Regions from separate parts of the Homo sapiens genome. Here region 2 is linked to region 1. The links are chromatin contacts, found by Hi-C or POLR2A ChIA-PET in ENCODE. All regions are on one chromosome and are shown on one strand. The core of a region is the stretch at or near the end of the contact, and the rest is flanking DNA. Distances in the headings are between cores, read along the strand shown. Region 1 has its middle 52 kb from the start of LINC02780. Region 2 has its middle 110 kb from the start of LINC02780.

Region 1 (7,746 bases), core at 3,820-6,319:
CCTCCAGTTTTATGGAGTCACCCTGTCTTTCAATCATTAAATAAATATAGACCCAAATCCGGGTTCAACATGTGAAAACTCCACATTTCCCCTCTTGAAAGAGTTTGTTTTATCTTGGTAGGGGCTGCAGGTTTTCCTGGCCCCACTGCATTCTCCACCCCTGTTTGCAGTTCCCAGCAGGCATGCAATATCCCTGTTACACTCCAGGGCCCCCCACTCTTGCTCGGTTCTTTGCTTGGTTCCTGGCATCCAAAGCCCCCCCCCCCCCACCCCACCCAAGGCTATGGGTGATGTGGTGTTGCTACTGGTGCTAAGGGTGCAGAGGTAGTGACACTCAGCCCCACCCAGCAGCAGGCTGAAGCCTGATTCCATACATTCCTGTTACGAAGAGCACCTTCGCCTAAACACCCAGCTCTCCCTAGCACCACTTCCTGGGATACTCCAGCTTCCAGCCCATAGCTGGGTTCCTCTCTCTCTCACAACCCCCTCCCTGCTCTCATTCATTAACTCTCCTTTCTCTTCCAGCCCCTACTTCAACCTGCACCTTCACCACTACTATCACCTCCATGAACCTGCACCCCATTTCTGCTCCTATAATTAGGCAGCACATGATCCAATCATCCCCACCATGCCCTGAAAAATAGATGCAGAGATTCAACTTTCATATCCAAAGAGGGCTTCAAGGTGTTTTACTTGATAAAAGACTGTTTCTCAACAGTATTAAAAAAAAAACCCACAGATCAATATTCCTCATTAATATAGATACAAAACTCTTTGAGATAACATTAGCAAACTGAGTCCAGCAATGTGTTAAAAGAATATCCTGGAAATGCAAGGCTAGTTCAATCTTCAAAATTCCATCAATGGATTTTTAATCTGTCACATTAAGATTCTAAATAAAATAATTCATATATTAATTGATGCAGAAAAATCATTAGATAGAAAATATCCACTTATGATAAAACTTTTGGCAAAGTAGGAACATAAGGGAACTTCCTCGACCTGATAAGGAACATTTTGCAAAATACTTACAGCTACCATCATATTAAAAATGACTGAATGCTTTCTCCCTAAGATCAGAGACAAGGCAAGGATGCCCACTTTTATAACTCTTATTCTTCATTCTGTGGAAATACTAGGTAGGGCAATAAGGCAAGAAAAATAAATAAAATGCAAACAGATTGGAAAGGAAGAAATAAAACAGTACCTATCTGCAGATGATATGATTGTCTCTGTAGAATGAACTGTGACTATACCCCCAAAAAACTAACAGAAGAATAAGTTTTTCAAACTTGCAAGATGCAAGGTCAACACACAAGAAGTCAATAATACTTCTACATAACAGCAATGAACATGTGGAAACCAGAATTTAAAAGTTAATATCACTTACAAATCTCTTAAAATATAGGATAATTGAAAATAATCTAACAAAACACATACAATATCTGTATAATGAAAACTAATGATGCTTACAAAAGAAACTAAAAACTGCCGGATGCGGTAGCTCATGCCTGTAATCCCAGCACTTTGGGAGGCCAAGGTGGGTGGATCACCTGAAGTCAGGAGCTCAAGACCAGTGTGGCCAACATGGTGAAACCCCATCTCTACTAAAAATACAAAAATTAGCTGGGCATGTTGGCAGGCGCCTGTAATCCCAGCTACTCGGGAGGCTGAGGCAGGAGAATCACTTGAACCTGGGAGGCGGAGGTTGCAGTGAGCTGAGATCGCGCCATTGCACTCCAGCCTGGGTGACAAGAGCGAGACTTCATCTCAAAAATCTCAAAAAAAAAAAAAAAAAAGAAAAGAAACTAAAAACTTAACGAAACATGGAGACATAACATGCTCATGGCTTGGAAGATTCATGTAGTAAAGATATCAATCTTCCCCAAATGGATCTATAAATTTAATTCAATTCCCACAAAAATCCAGTAGGATTTTTGAAGACATAGACAAACTGGTTAAAAAAGGAACTAGAGTAGCTAAGACAAATCTGAAAAGGAAAATGGAAACAGGAAGAATCACCCTACAGATATTTAGGCTTAATGGGCTTCAGCTACAGTAGTCAAGACTGGGTGGTATTAGCAGTGGGCCAACACGGAGATCAATGTAACAGGACCACACAAGTACAACTCACTGACTTTTCACAAAGGTACACATGCAAATCAATAATGAAAGGTGGTCTTTTCAACAAATGGTATTGGTCATCCATAGGCAAAACACACACGCACACACAGACACACACACACCTTAACCTACACCTCACTTTTATACAAAAATTAACTCAAATGGATCAAAAATCTAAATGGAAAATGGGAAATGTAAACTTTTAGAAGAAGACATAGGAGACAATTTTTACCACTTAGGTTTAGGCAAAGAGTTCTTAGCCATGACACCAAAAGCATGATTCATAAAACAAAACAAAAAAAAAAAGACAAATTAAATTTTGGCAAAATTCAAAACGTTTTCTCTTCCAAAGACACCATTAGAAGAATGAAGAGAGAAAATATGCATAAATCACATATCCAAAAAAAGCCTTATATTGAGAATATATAAAGAACTCTCAATACTCAACAACTCAATTTTACATGGTCAAAAGGCTTAAACAGGTGCTTCACCAAAGAGGTTGTGTGGATGGCAAATAAGCACAGGAAATGAAGTTCAACACCATTACTAATTGGGAAAATGCAAACTGAAATCACAATGAGACATCACCACTGCCTTAGCCCATTTTGGCTGCTATAACAGAAAACCACAGACTGGGTACTTTATAAAGAACAGAGATTTCTTTCTTACAGTTCTGAACCTGGAGTGTCTAACATCAAGGGGCCAACATCTGATGAGGGCCTTCATGCTGTGTCATCCCACATCCCAGAGGTGAAGGAAGAAGGACAAAAGAGCATGCATAGGAGAGCAGGCAGAGTGGGATGAACGAGCTTGCCATCAGGATCCCACTCCCACAATAATGGCATCAATCCGTTCATGAAAGAAGAGCTCTCATGACCCAATCACCTCTTAATAGTTCCACCATAACAGTTAAATTTCCACATGAGTTTTGAAGGAGACATTTGAAACACAGCAACCACATACCTTTAGAGTGGCTAAAGTCAAAATATGATAATATCAAATAGCAGCAGGACATGGAGCAACTGGAGCTCTCATCATTATTCACGGGAATACAAAACGGTATAGTCATTCAGTAAGACAGTTTGGCAGTTTTTTTATAAACTTAAACATACACTTACCATAGGACTCAGTCATCTTTCTCCTAGGCATTGTCCCTGGAGAAATAAAAACTTAGGTTTGCACAAAGACCTGTACGCAGATATTTAAAGCAGCTCTACTTATAATCATCAGAAACTAGAAACAAGCCAAAGGTCCTTCGGGTGAATGCATAAACAAACTGATGTGTGCATACAATGCAATTCTACTCAGCAACAAAAAGGAGGGAACTCTTGAGCCACAACTTGGATGAATCTCAGAGGCATCTTGCTGAGTGAAAGAAGCCTGTCTCAAACAGCAACAGACATGCAACATGATTCCATGGGTATGGTATTCTCCAAAATAGAAACCCATGGTGATGAAAGACAGATCAGTGATGGCCAAGGGTGGGATGACGGGGAGATGCTGACACAGAGGGTAGCATGAGGAGGCTTTGTGGGACGATGGGGCTGTTCTGTGCCCTAACCAAGGTGGAGTTTTATGCGTCTATACATGTATTAAAATTCATGGAACTGTAAACTAAAAAGAAACCTATTTTACTATAACAATTTTTTAATTGTGTAAAAGGAGGAATGACTTAGGTTTTTTTCAAACAATTTTTTCTCTCCCCTAAGAAAACTCCCACCCTCAGCTGTTAGAAGCTCACCTTTTCTTCTCCCCACATTAGCTTCTCCTTCAGCGTCTATAAGGGAACCACTGGCCTATCTAGAGGAGAACCGATATGGCCCCTATGGCCTCCTGGGATGCCGCAGAAGCAAATCTCCTTTCGTACATTCACATTCACAGGCTGCCTCTGAAGATAGGAAGGGCTTGCTTAGTTGGACCCTTTTAAAGAAGTTTTGCAGTTCACTTTCCTGGGCTAGTGGAAAGACGAGATAGTTAGGCCTCGGAACCCAGAATTCACTCTTGCCCCTGACATGGAATTGGGATCATGGCTCACTGCCTTGGCCTGGGAGAAATTTCAAGCCAGGTCAGAGGGAAGGACTGCACCAGGACAGGCTGTTGGGGCTGGAGGGACCCGGAAAAAAAGAAAAAAAGAAAAAAAAAACTCATCAGGCACAGCAGCCTCCACTGCATCTGAGTCTGGGGCTGGCCCTCCCACTACGCAGACATTGTCAGCACGCTGAGGAGGACCCTGCAGTGGGATCGTGTCCTTGGAACCCCAGCTCAGCTCCATGAATATCCTAAGCTACCAGTTTTCTCCAGCAAAGCTCAACAACCCTGGGCACTCCTCCAGGTCTGGATATGGAGGGTGATTCTCAGGCAGAGCAGAGCAACCCCACACCTTTTGGTGGGGCGCCTGGAAACTCAACAGCGAAGGGACCAGAAAACAGGAACAGAAACCCGGCTGTGCTTTGATCGCACCTCTTTTCACCACTCCGATGCTCTCCCCGCCCCCACCCTCCCACGGTGCCCGACAGAAGAGGGGGTGGCTGCGGTGATGCAGCCGGCGAAATAGCTTCACCTGCAGCTGTTGTTTTAATGCTAACTTTTCAGCTATTCCCAAGGCCAGGCTCGAGTTTGATTAAACTCCATTCTTGTACTTTCTTCTCTGCCCAAACCCATCTTGCTGAGGCAACATAATAAAGTGCAGTAAGTGGCTTCGATCGCTCACCAGAAAGTGATTTTCTCAACAAGGGCTGAGGGCGATTTGGGTTCCCTGGGTCCCTGAACCCATTTGCTGGACTTGAGAGGTTTTTTTGAGACCGAAGTATTTTGAAGTATGTTTTGAGGCTAATGTATTTCCATCTCTCCCTGGATCGGAGATTTGTGGAGTTTCAAAATGCGTGTTATAATAATAAACACAAGCTTGACAGTTTACTGTCTCCCTGGGGAATCCAGGCCTGTGCCACTTCTCCCCACAGTGCTGAAGACATAAATAAATGCAACGGCAGCCACGGCGGCACCAGCGGACCCCAGATTATTCCTGGAGGACAGCCGGCGTCAGGGGCCGCCACGGAAATGGGGGTCTCCATCAGGAATAGTAGCCTGGAGAGTTTTCAGATGACAGTGCCCCCTGTCCCCAAGGTGGGATCATGGCATCATAGACAAGCAATGTGTGGTTCCGGTGCCAGGGATGGAAGTTTCTGGAGCACTCACTGCCCTGGCCCCTAATCTGGTGCCCCAGCTTCCAGAATCATCTCCTACCACTCCATCCTCCACGGAACCCCATGAGCTCCCAAAGCCCAGCTGCGGTCTCGTCATGTACCCACTTAAAACGCAATAGCTCCCAAGGCCCCCTGGGAGAAGACCAAGCCCCACTGTGGGACACGGACAAGCCGTCCTCAGTATCCACGTGGAATCTTTTTTTAAAAAGGGGGCGGCTGGGCGCGGTGGCTCACGCCTGTAATCCCAGCACTTTGGGAGACTGAGGTGGACAGATCGCGAGGTCAGGAGATTGAGACCATCCTGGATAACACGGTGAAACCCCGTCTCTACCAAAAATACAAAAAATTAGCCGGGCGTGGTGGTAGGCGCCTGTAGTCCCAGCTACTTGGGAGGCTGAGGCAGGAGAATCACTTGAACCCTGGAGGCAGAGGTTGCAGTGAGCTGAGATCGTGCCACTGCACTCCAGCCTGGGCGACAGACCGAGACTCCATCTCAAAAAAAAAAAAAAAAAAAAAAAAAAATGGAGGCTACTCCTTTTTACTCCTTTTTTAAAAAGGAGATAGAAAATAAAACATGGTCATGGTGGGGTTGGGGTAGGAACTGGAGACATGTGAGCCAAGGGATACGAAGCAGATACAGAGGCTGAACAGCTCTAGAGGTCCAGTGCACAGCCTGAGGATGATACTTCATAATACTGCATTGCGCTCAGGATTTTTGCTCTTGCCACCAAAAAAAAAAAAAAGGTAATTATGCGAGATAATATGTTAATTTGCTTGCCTATCATAACCATTTTACTATCTATATGTATCAAAATATCATGCTGCACATCTAAATTTATACTTATAGTATTTTTATCGTCTACTATATATTTTTTAAGAACTCAGCAGTTCCCCATGGTGGTCTCTGTCCTCACCCAGCTCCCAGCCTCCCTCTCCTCTCCTCTCTATACATGCTCTGCACCCCAGCCTGCCAGACATTTGCACCCTAACGCAGCACAACTGCACCCACGGCCAGGCTTTTGTCCCGGCTGTTCCTCTGCTGGGAAGGACCTGCCTCCCACATCCTGCCCAACCTTCCCTGCCACGATGACTTTGTCCATGGTCTGTTCCTGACAACCACATGGCATTATACATAGGTGCCTATGTGTCTTTTGTGTCTGTTTCTTTTTTTTTTTTTTTCCAGCTACACTAGGAGCTCTCTGGGGGCCAAAACCACTTCTCTGGATCCCAGGACTTCATCAGCATCTCCTGAAAGATGCAGAAAAACAGAAAACAGAGAAAACATACATTTTACAAATATCTCCTGTGATCCTGAGAACTAGAGGCTATTAACATCTGACTCTTCTGCCAGGTCCCTTCCTCTGCCTAGTCCTGTCTGTAAAATTGGTGCCCTATATTCTATTCTCCTTTCCAACCTTTTTTCATGGAGCAATGCAGCATGTCAGTAAACATCCTATGGTTTCAGTCAGCAAGTATCAGTTCGTGTTAGTAAATATCCTATGGCTCCAATTCATTTATGCAGCCAGTCCCCTATTTTAGACATGATCTTTTCCTATTTTTCAGTATTAAAGACCCTACTGCAGCTGGCATCCAGAGTGTACAGCTCAATGCCTGTTTGAAGTGCCCCTTAGGATAAATAAATTCCTAGAAGAGGAACACTTCTGGTTCAAAGATACATACATTCCAAGCCCTTGAGACAGAGGGATGAATGGATGGATGGATGGATAGATAGATAGATAGATAGATAGATAGATAGATAGATAGATAGATAGATGATAGCTAGATAGAGATGATAGCTAGATAGATAATAAACACATGACAGGTAGACAGATAGATGATAGATAGATAATAGGTAGATAGATGACAGATAATAGGTAGACAGATGATAAAAGATAGAAAGGTAGATGATAGACAGATGATAGATAGTAGATATATAGATGATATATAGATAGAAGTTGATAGATAGATGATAGATAACAGGTAGAAGATAGATAGGTGATAGAGAGACAGATGATAGATAATAGATAGAAGATAAATATATGACAGATTGATGAAAGGATAGATGATAGAGATGACAGATGATAGATAGATAGATAGATAGATAGATAGATAGATAGATAGATAGACAGATAGACATAAGGAGAATTGGAGAGTGATCAAGACATCTGTGCTGACTTCCTGAAAGCTGACCTCACTATCTTAGTTTGGACCGTCATAACAAAATACGAGAAACTAGCTGCTTAAACATTTCTTCCTCACAGTCAGTTCCTGGTCAGGGCTCTCTCTTGGCTTGCAGACAGCCACCTTCTCACTGTGTCTTTGCACGGCATTGGGCAGGGGTAGGGGAGCAGTAAACAAGTTCTCTTGTGTCTCTTCTTATAAGGGCACTAATCCCATCATGGGGGCCCATCTTCATGAC
Region 2 (7,746 bases), core at 2,003-4,502, 57 kb before region 1:
GATGCTTCATCAGTGCAGCAGAGTGAGCCCTGGGGCCCAGCACAGAGCTGAGCACCTGCCAGGTTAACCTCCCACAGGCCCCACCCAGCTGGGTGTCATCAACCCCATTTTACAGGCAGAGGGACCCAAAGTACACGATGATCTAGGATCCTGCCCTGTGGAGTTAGGGTTTAAATATAAGCAGAGGGCTCAGAGCCTGCACCCATTGCCACCATCTGGGGGTGGCCACCTGCCGGGAGTGACCTTTCCATGCTCTTATGTGGACTCCAGGGTGGGGAGCAGCTCTGACTGGCCCCTGCACCAATCGCCTTCGACTAGGGGATGGGGTGGAGGTCAGTGAATGTGGCTGCAGGGCCCCTCATAGGTGATGTGGGTGGGGGCATCACAGATGACCAGGAGGGAGGGGCCCTTGTGGGTGTGAGGGCAGCCCAAGGCACCCACTCCAGGTGCTCCCAGCTTCGTCCCCTTACCCTCCCGCCTCCTCCCACATTTTCCCTTTTACACAACTGGCGCCATTATTTTGTCTTTTTTGCTTTTTTATTTACATTTTCACATTTCCCCTTCACATCTAGGTCCCCAGTGCGCAGGACGGAGGCCAGGCTCAGCTGCAGCTAATCTAAAATGTCATTAATATAAATTGGGGCTAATTACTTAGTTCCCTTCGGCAATCCCTAGCCGAGCTCTGGCGACAGAGGCCTTCTGGAAAACAGAAGGACGCCTCCACCAGAAGGGGCCAAGGCTTCCTGCAGAAAGCTCAGCAGTGCCCAGCTCCTGCAGCCCACGGGGAGTCTCTGGAACAAGGTGCTCTGAAGGCTTCTCTCCCTCTTGCTGCACAGGGCAGCAAAGTTTGACACAGGTCTCTCTTCCTCATGTTCGATACAGAGTTTGACACAGGTCTCTCTTCCTCATCTTCGATACAGAGTTTAATACAGATTTTTTGCTTCTCTGGGGCAGAATGGCCACAGGACAGGAGCACTGAGCACCGGAGCCCCCCGCCGGAGCACCCTGCCCACCAGCCCTCTGCAGCTGCAGCTGGTCAGAACCCACTTTCCTCTTCAGAGCCTCCCTCTTTGCAAACTTCCATGGTCACATAGTTATCAGATCAGGTTTGAGGGGAGATGTGACCCCAGGGAGAATGCTCAGTGAGAGAGACACTGGCGGAGGCCCTTTTTCCCCATATCCTTCCAGCTAAAGCAAAGGGGGCATCTGAGCAGAGGGCTGGGGCTCCTCCCTGGGGGCAGGAGCCCAGGACTGGCTTCTGGCACCCAGTAGGCACCAAACAAATGCTCTCTCTGTCCATCATGACATCAAATGCTGACCACAAGCCATCGGAGCTGAAACTTTGGCCCACAGTATATATATGACTTAACAGGCATTGGGCCCACATACCAACCAACAGCTCTCAGGTAACTCCTTAAAGGAGAGTAAAACATAGCATTTAAAGATTAAAGACCATGGTGAAAATGTCGAGAGATAGATGGTGTCTGTGAACCCTCACAGGCCCCCTAGAGTTGGCTTAATGAAGATGACTTGAATCCTAGACAACCTTGCAGCTGTTCTCAGCTTGCTTTTCCCTCCCACCATCCCGGCCCACCATCTGGGGCTGCAGGAGTCGCAGGCAGCGAAGACCAGCATTGAAGAATTTCTCACTGAAGCCACTTTCAGAGTTCTGTGGGATGGCAGGTTGTTCAAGGCTGGGAACTTAAGTGTCTCAACATGTGGGGAAAGATAGAGGGAGCTGTCTGTCGCACTGGACTCTAGAGATCCTTTACATGCTAATGCAACTTTGGATGGAGTTTCTAAATATTTCCAATATGCATTATTGATTTCCTGCTCCAATCAGCAAAGAAAAAAAAAGCCGTGTCAAGTAGAGAGAGAATGAAATCTGGAACATGGAGCCATTTCCCATGGAACCATCTTCTTAAACAATTCCAGTGTCTTATTCTTGGCTTTCAAACCATGCTCTTGCCCATCCATGACCTTTCCTGGTCTGTGAAGAAGGTGAAGAGCTATTTTCAGTCCATCTCTCATTTCAAATGCTTGTCTAAGCACAGTCCCCCCAGCTTCCATTGGAAAGTGGAATGTGGCTTCCCTCTGCCCTCTTCCTTGTACCACTCGGAACCCTGGAAAGATGAAGGTCCTGGTCTCAACCTCACTATCTGTGGTGAGAACTACTCCCTGCTCCTGCTAACAGAGCCTGTCAGCACTCGGGTCCCTGGGGGACGTGTGCACCAGAGCCCCATCAGGATGCACATGCTAGGTGGGCACGCCATTGGGGCTGACCACATGTAGCTTTTCAAGTCTTCAATGAAACTCACAGAAGCATCACTGGCCATGCAAAAACTCTTCACCTGTAACATGGACCTGGGTGTCCTCAGCTCTTCTCCCACAAGGGGGACTTCATCCAGCCATGCAGCGAGAGGCGGGCTGATGTGCACACACACTGGGAATGACATTTACACACGCTGTGTTCAACGGCATCCTGGGATGAGGGAATGCTGCCATCATCATCCCATCCCCTCCCAGCATGATAGACAACTTAACTTTGCAGTTGGTTTTTTCAAACTTCTCAGCAGCAGCCTGACACGCACCTCTCATTGCCATGTGCTGTGCAGTTATGAACCTTCGTTCTGATCTCTTCTCTGTTCGTGGTTGACAAAATGTATCACTCATCAATTTTGTGCTGGGAAACCTAATTTAGCATTTGTCAAGAACAGCTCACTTGGCTGACGAGAGCCTCCACTCTGCTCTTCGGAAAATGCTCTGAAACTTCCACGGTGTCATGTCACTCTTTGAAAGTCTTGTAAGGGATCACAGCCTGGTGACAAAGAGCAATGGAGTCACTATCCCAGCAAGTTTTGGCTTTCAGGTATTCTCTGCTGTAATTTTCTAAGCTTTTCCTTTCTGCTGCATATGCAAAATCTTCCTAGACTTGCCCCAGCAGGGGCGCAGATTGCAGGATGGCTTTCTATATTTGTACTGGAATCAGGCACACACTATTTACATTGTTTCAGTTATTCTAAGCTGTGCTGTTTATGTTTCCATTTGTATCACTAATTTTATGCTTTACCTAACTGCTTTTGAACCATGGGTCTATCTTTGTGAACTAGGAACAGATTACATCACCCAGCAAAAGTAAGAAAAAGCACAAATGTTTACAAACATAGAATAACATGCCAATTCTTTCTGGATGTGATAACCCACGAGCAGGCGCCCTGTTGGACTTCGCTCCAGGGAGCCAGCCAGCCCTGACGTGTGGTTCATGCCCAGCCTTTAACGATTATTGAAGACGTCATGTGATTTCTGTGAAACATGTAAGCAAAGTTGTTTCATGGCTTTTGTCCTGAAACAACCAACGACCTAGCAGACAGAGTAGTTGCCAGGGTCCACCAGGGTCCACCAGGGCATCAGCAGGCACCCACAGAGAAATGTCCATCTCGCCCAAGGCTGCGGGCCGCTTACGGCCGGGGCCGTGCATTGTTTCCTCAGAAGCATATGTGTGGTGGACGTAAGGGAACAGCATCCTAAGACCAGCCAAGCTGGACAGGCAGAGGCCTGAGTTCAAGTCCAGTGCCCTGAGGGCAGGCCAGCGAGAGGGCCTCTCTTGGCTTCCGTCTTCTATGCTGCAAAACAGGAATGAGACCTGCTTTGTGCTTGAAGGGGTGTAATGAGATCACATGTTCACAATTCCCCACACAGGGGGAGCATTCACTCCTGGCTGCTGTTAACACTTTTTACACAATAGCCGATTGTTAATAATATTAATCACACAGAAACTCATCTTATGAAGAAGATATCTGCCTAGCACAATCCTGCTTTCCTGAAGAGCACCCATTGTTTTCCTCTCGTGAACCAGATCGTTCCCTGCCGCTCAGAAATCAGCAAGCTGGAAGTCAGAAAGTGGAGCTGGATCACATCCACCCCAGGGAGAAATGCACAAGCTTCCAATCAGTCCTCGTCTCCCTGGTCCACATAGAAATTTGGACGCAAAGGCAACCCGCTGGATGCAGCAGATGAAACCATTCATTGACAGTTTACTTTTGGCTTAGAGCATGTTTCTCTCTGGTTAAATATTCATTATGTGTTTTTATTTATTATTTACGAGGCACAGGGGAGAGTCTGAGTCTGATTTCAGTTTCACAGACGGGATCAGCTGCATGAATTTTCCTTATTCTCCAGGAGGCCGGCTCCTGGCACAGACTCTAATGACAAAACAGCCAGACCCCGGTCCTCAGTCTCCCTCCTGCCCACTTCCCCAAGAGGCCCCTTTCTTCTGCTTCCTGCTGCAGCTGCCACCTTCCAGGGCAGCAAGGAAGCAGTGCTTGGAGTCCAGGGACAGTGAGCCCTCCCCATCCTCAATGCTAAGGTGCTCCACCTGCTCCCGCCTGATTTGTTCCCAAGTCAGAATAAAAAGCAAAGCTTTCTCCCCCCAAAGGTGTTGATAATGTCACTTTTGTCCCAGGAGTATTTGGGTCCCCATTCTTCACCTCTCCATTTAAATTGATTAATTGCCCTTTAAAAATGAACCCGGAAAATAAATTGCCTAATAAAATAAATTATCTTGTACTCTGTGGTGCCCACAATCCACTGAAAGCTGAGAAGAAGCTAATGAAGCAGCAAAGAAATGACTAATGCAGGAAATACACTTAATAAAGAATAATTGATCAGTGATCACAGGCTCCTCACGCTCCACCGGGGCTTCCCCGGAGAAGCCGAGATTCCTCTCACTCCGGCGGCAGTCCCAGGGCAATGGCAGGAGCCTGATGGACAAGGCAATTAGACATTTTCTGTGAGTCAACACCCCCAGCCTCCCTCCCCCAGTAAAGGACGGTGCTCCGACTATGGAGGAAGCCAGCCGGGAGGACAGTCCTGGAGCAGCAGCCTTCAAGCCTGTGCCCCCTCCTCCAGGGGCTCTGATGTTGACCCTGGCAGGTGGCCAGGACTTCAAGGCCAGTGTAGCACCCCCAGCCCAGTGGGCGTCCCCAGCCCCACAAAGGGAATATTTGGAAGCAAGTTCTGATGGGGCCAAGGCTATAAGCAGGGGCAGTTTTTCCCTCCAGGAAGAACAGACTCCCTCAGGGAGGGACAGGGACCATGCCCCCGGCCAACCCTGCGTCCAGCCTGTCGGGGCAGGACTGTGTCCACCATTTCCTGAGCGATGAAGATCCAGGAAGAAAGGCCGTCCGCACCCAGCCCAACAGGCTGGGCAGCCTCCTGAGGATGACAGTGTCTGGTACACAGCCACAGAGAGGAGTTCCGGATGCTTGTGGGAGGGGGTGGAGTCAAAACAACAAGTGCTGAGTTAAAGGCAGATGCAGCATCCCTGTGGAGGGGTCAGACACCCCACGACCAGGCGTGGCATTCCTGGAGGGGACGCCCTCCCCTCACTCTGCCCCAACGGGCACATCTGTTGGACACAGGCTGAACCGTGGGGTGGAGAAGAGCTCACAGTGGGACCTTTGGAGACAGGAGCACAGACCCATGGACACGTGGGCACAGTGAACCCACAGGGGAAATGGGAGACAGGAGCTGCTTGTTACCGAGAGCCGAGCTTGTGCCTGATACTGCACTAGGTGCATCACCTGCACTATTTCATTCGATTCTCATACCAACCTTGGCCAGCCAGAGCTCCTGCGCCACTCCGCAAGGCCCCAGAGCACTGGGCTTCTTACCCATGGTAATTTCCTTCCATGTATCACATTGCTCAAACACCCGCCTCACTTGTCCATCCTTCCATACATGCATCCATCTATCCATCTGATACAGCTGGACGTTTGTCTCATGTTGAAATGTAATCCCCAGCTTTGGAGGTGGAGCCTGGTGGGACATGATTGGATCGTGGGAACGTGATTGGAACATGAATGGCTTAGTGTCATCCCCTTGGTGATAAGTGAGTTGCCTCTCTCTGAGTTCACATGAAATCTGGTTGTTTAAAAGAGTGTGGCACCTTCCCCCTCACTCTCTTTATCCTGCTATCGCCATGTGACCTGCTGGCTCCCCATTGCCTTCCACCATGATTGGAAGCTTCCTGAGGCTTCACCAGATCCTGAGCAAATGCCAGCACCACACTTTCTCTAAAGCCTGCAGAATCATGAGCCAATTAAGCCTCTTTTCTTTATAAATGACCCAGCAGCCTCAGGTATTTCTTTATAACAACAACAAAAAAAGACTAATACATCATCCCTTCATCTATCTATCCACCATCCACCCATCCATCCTTCTATCCATCCATCCACCCCTCCATTTATCCATTCAACCATCTATCCTTCCTTCTGTACATCCAGCTTCCACTCACCCATCCATCCATCCAACCCTCCATTTATCCATTCAACCATCCATCCTTCCTTTTTTGTTATACTTTATGTTCTGGGGTACATGTGCACAACGTGCAGGTTTGTTACACAGGTATACATGTGCCGTGTTGGTTTGCTTCACCTATCAACTCATCATTTACATTAGGTATTTCTCCTAATGTCATCCCCCTCCCAGACCCCCACACCCTGACAGGCCCCGGTGTGTGATGTTCTCCTCCCTGTGTCCATGTGTTCTCATTGTTCAACTCCCACTTATGAACGAGAACATGTGGTGTTTGCTATCCCTTCTTCCACTCATCCTTCCTTCCTTCTTTCAATCTATCCATCTATTCTTCTATCCAATGAACCATCTACCCATTCATTTTCCACTCACTGAACATTATTCACAAATAATCTGCCAACAAGACCCTGCCTGTCTTTATCTCCCTAGATCACAAAGATTGGGCTAACCCATAGTCTCCATCATGTTCTAGTCAGCAGCCCATCATTCCGACCCACTGGGCATCTCTAGCCTTTTCTTTGGTCATTTGAGCCTAGAGGTGGAAATATCCACATCCACCACCTGGACCCTCTAAACAGTTCACACAAATTAGGTTTTTGTTATGAGGAGGTCAACCCTTGACTGTATTTAGGGCAAGAGAGGCCAACATGCCTTGGGCCAGGGTGGGGAGTTTCTCAATGGTCAGGAGGAAGACAGTTCTTCTGGAAGGCACTGTCAGGTGGAAATTTCATCCTGACTCGGGGCTCACCCAATTCCTCTAAATACACATCTCTGAAAATATAAGGAGCACGTTTGAATGTATTCATCCTCAGCCATGAGGTCACAGCTGAGAGAAAGAGACAGTGTGCACCGAGAAGTCAACTCTTCCCAGAGAGAAGGCTAGCCTTTTTCTTGACCCCAGGGGGTGTCTCTGGGCCCTGGAATGTTCTGCCTGATAAGAGGGTCCTTGTGTACCTGGGGGCCCTGGGCCATGCGGGGTCATCTCACAGTGTGATTTAGGGTGGGGACTTTGGGCCTTGAGGCATCAGCTCAACCTCTGGGGGCTGGAGACTGAGGTCAGTAGGCCATGTCTGTATGAAAAGGCCCCCTGAAGACTCTGGGCATCCAGGCCCAGGAAGCTCACAGTTGCCGTGCTCCATGCGCCTTGTCACAAATCATTGCTGGGAGGTGTGATATGGTTTGGCTGCGTCCCCACCCAAATCTCATCTTGAATTCCCATGTACTGTGGGAGGGACCCAGTGGGAGGTAATTGAATCATGGGGGCAAATCTTTTCCATGCTGTTCTCATGATAGTGAATAAGTCTCACGAGATCTGATGCTTTTATAAGGGGGAGTTTCCCTGCACAATCTCTCTCTTCACCTGCTGTCATCCATGTAAGATGTGACTTGCTTCTCCTTGTCTTCTGCCATGATTGTGAGGCCTCCCCAGCC

The links. A loop is a pair of places that touch in the nucleus more often than their neighbours do. ChIA-PET counts read pairs that join two places held with the same protein, here RNA polymerase II (POLR2A). Pooled maps may share reads with other maps.
Region 2: a map of CD14-positive monocyte shows a loop between it and region 1 (3-fold over the local background). The contact joins two enhancer-like sites. A Hi-C loop is called at or near these places in 2 of 168 maps with a recorded cell type or tissue (CD14-positive monocyte and transverse colon), 1 of 37 single-sample maps with no recorded cell type and 1 of 50 pooled maps. POLR2A ChIA-PET finds 5 or more read pairs at or near these places in 3 of 52 experiments (B cell, OCI-LY7 and Panc1).

The regions. Positions count from the first base shown.
Region 1 is chr1:4,024,539-4,032,284 of GRCh38, reverse strand. No RefSeq gene overlaps it. Among named protein-coding and RNA genes, the nearest start is that of LINC02780, 52 kb to the right of the region's middle. RefSeq lists an enhancer at 5,273-5,773. Within about 2 kb of position 5,069, at least 3 of the 41 ENCODE cell types and tissues checked have a DNase peak (open chromatin) inside an H3K27ac peak, as active enhancers do.
Region 2 is chr1:4,079,582-4,087,327 of GRCh38, reverse strand. No RefSeq gene overlaps it. Among named protein-coding and RNA genes, the nearest start is that of LINC02780, 110 kb to the right of the region's middle. Within about 2 kb of position 3,252, at least 3 of the 41 ENCODE cell types and tissues checked have a DNase peak (open chromatin) inside an H3K27ac peak, as active enhancers do.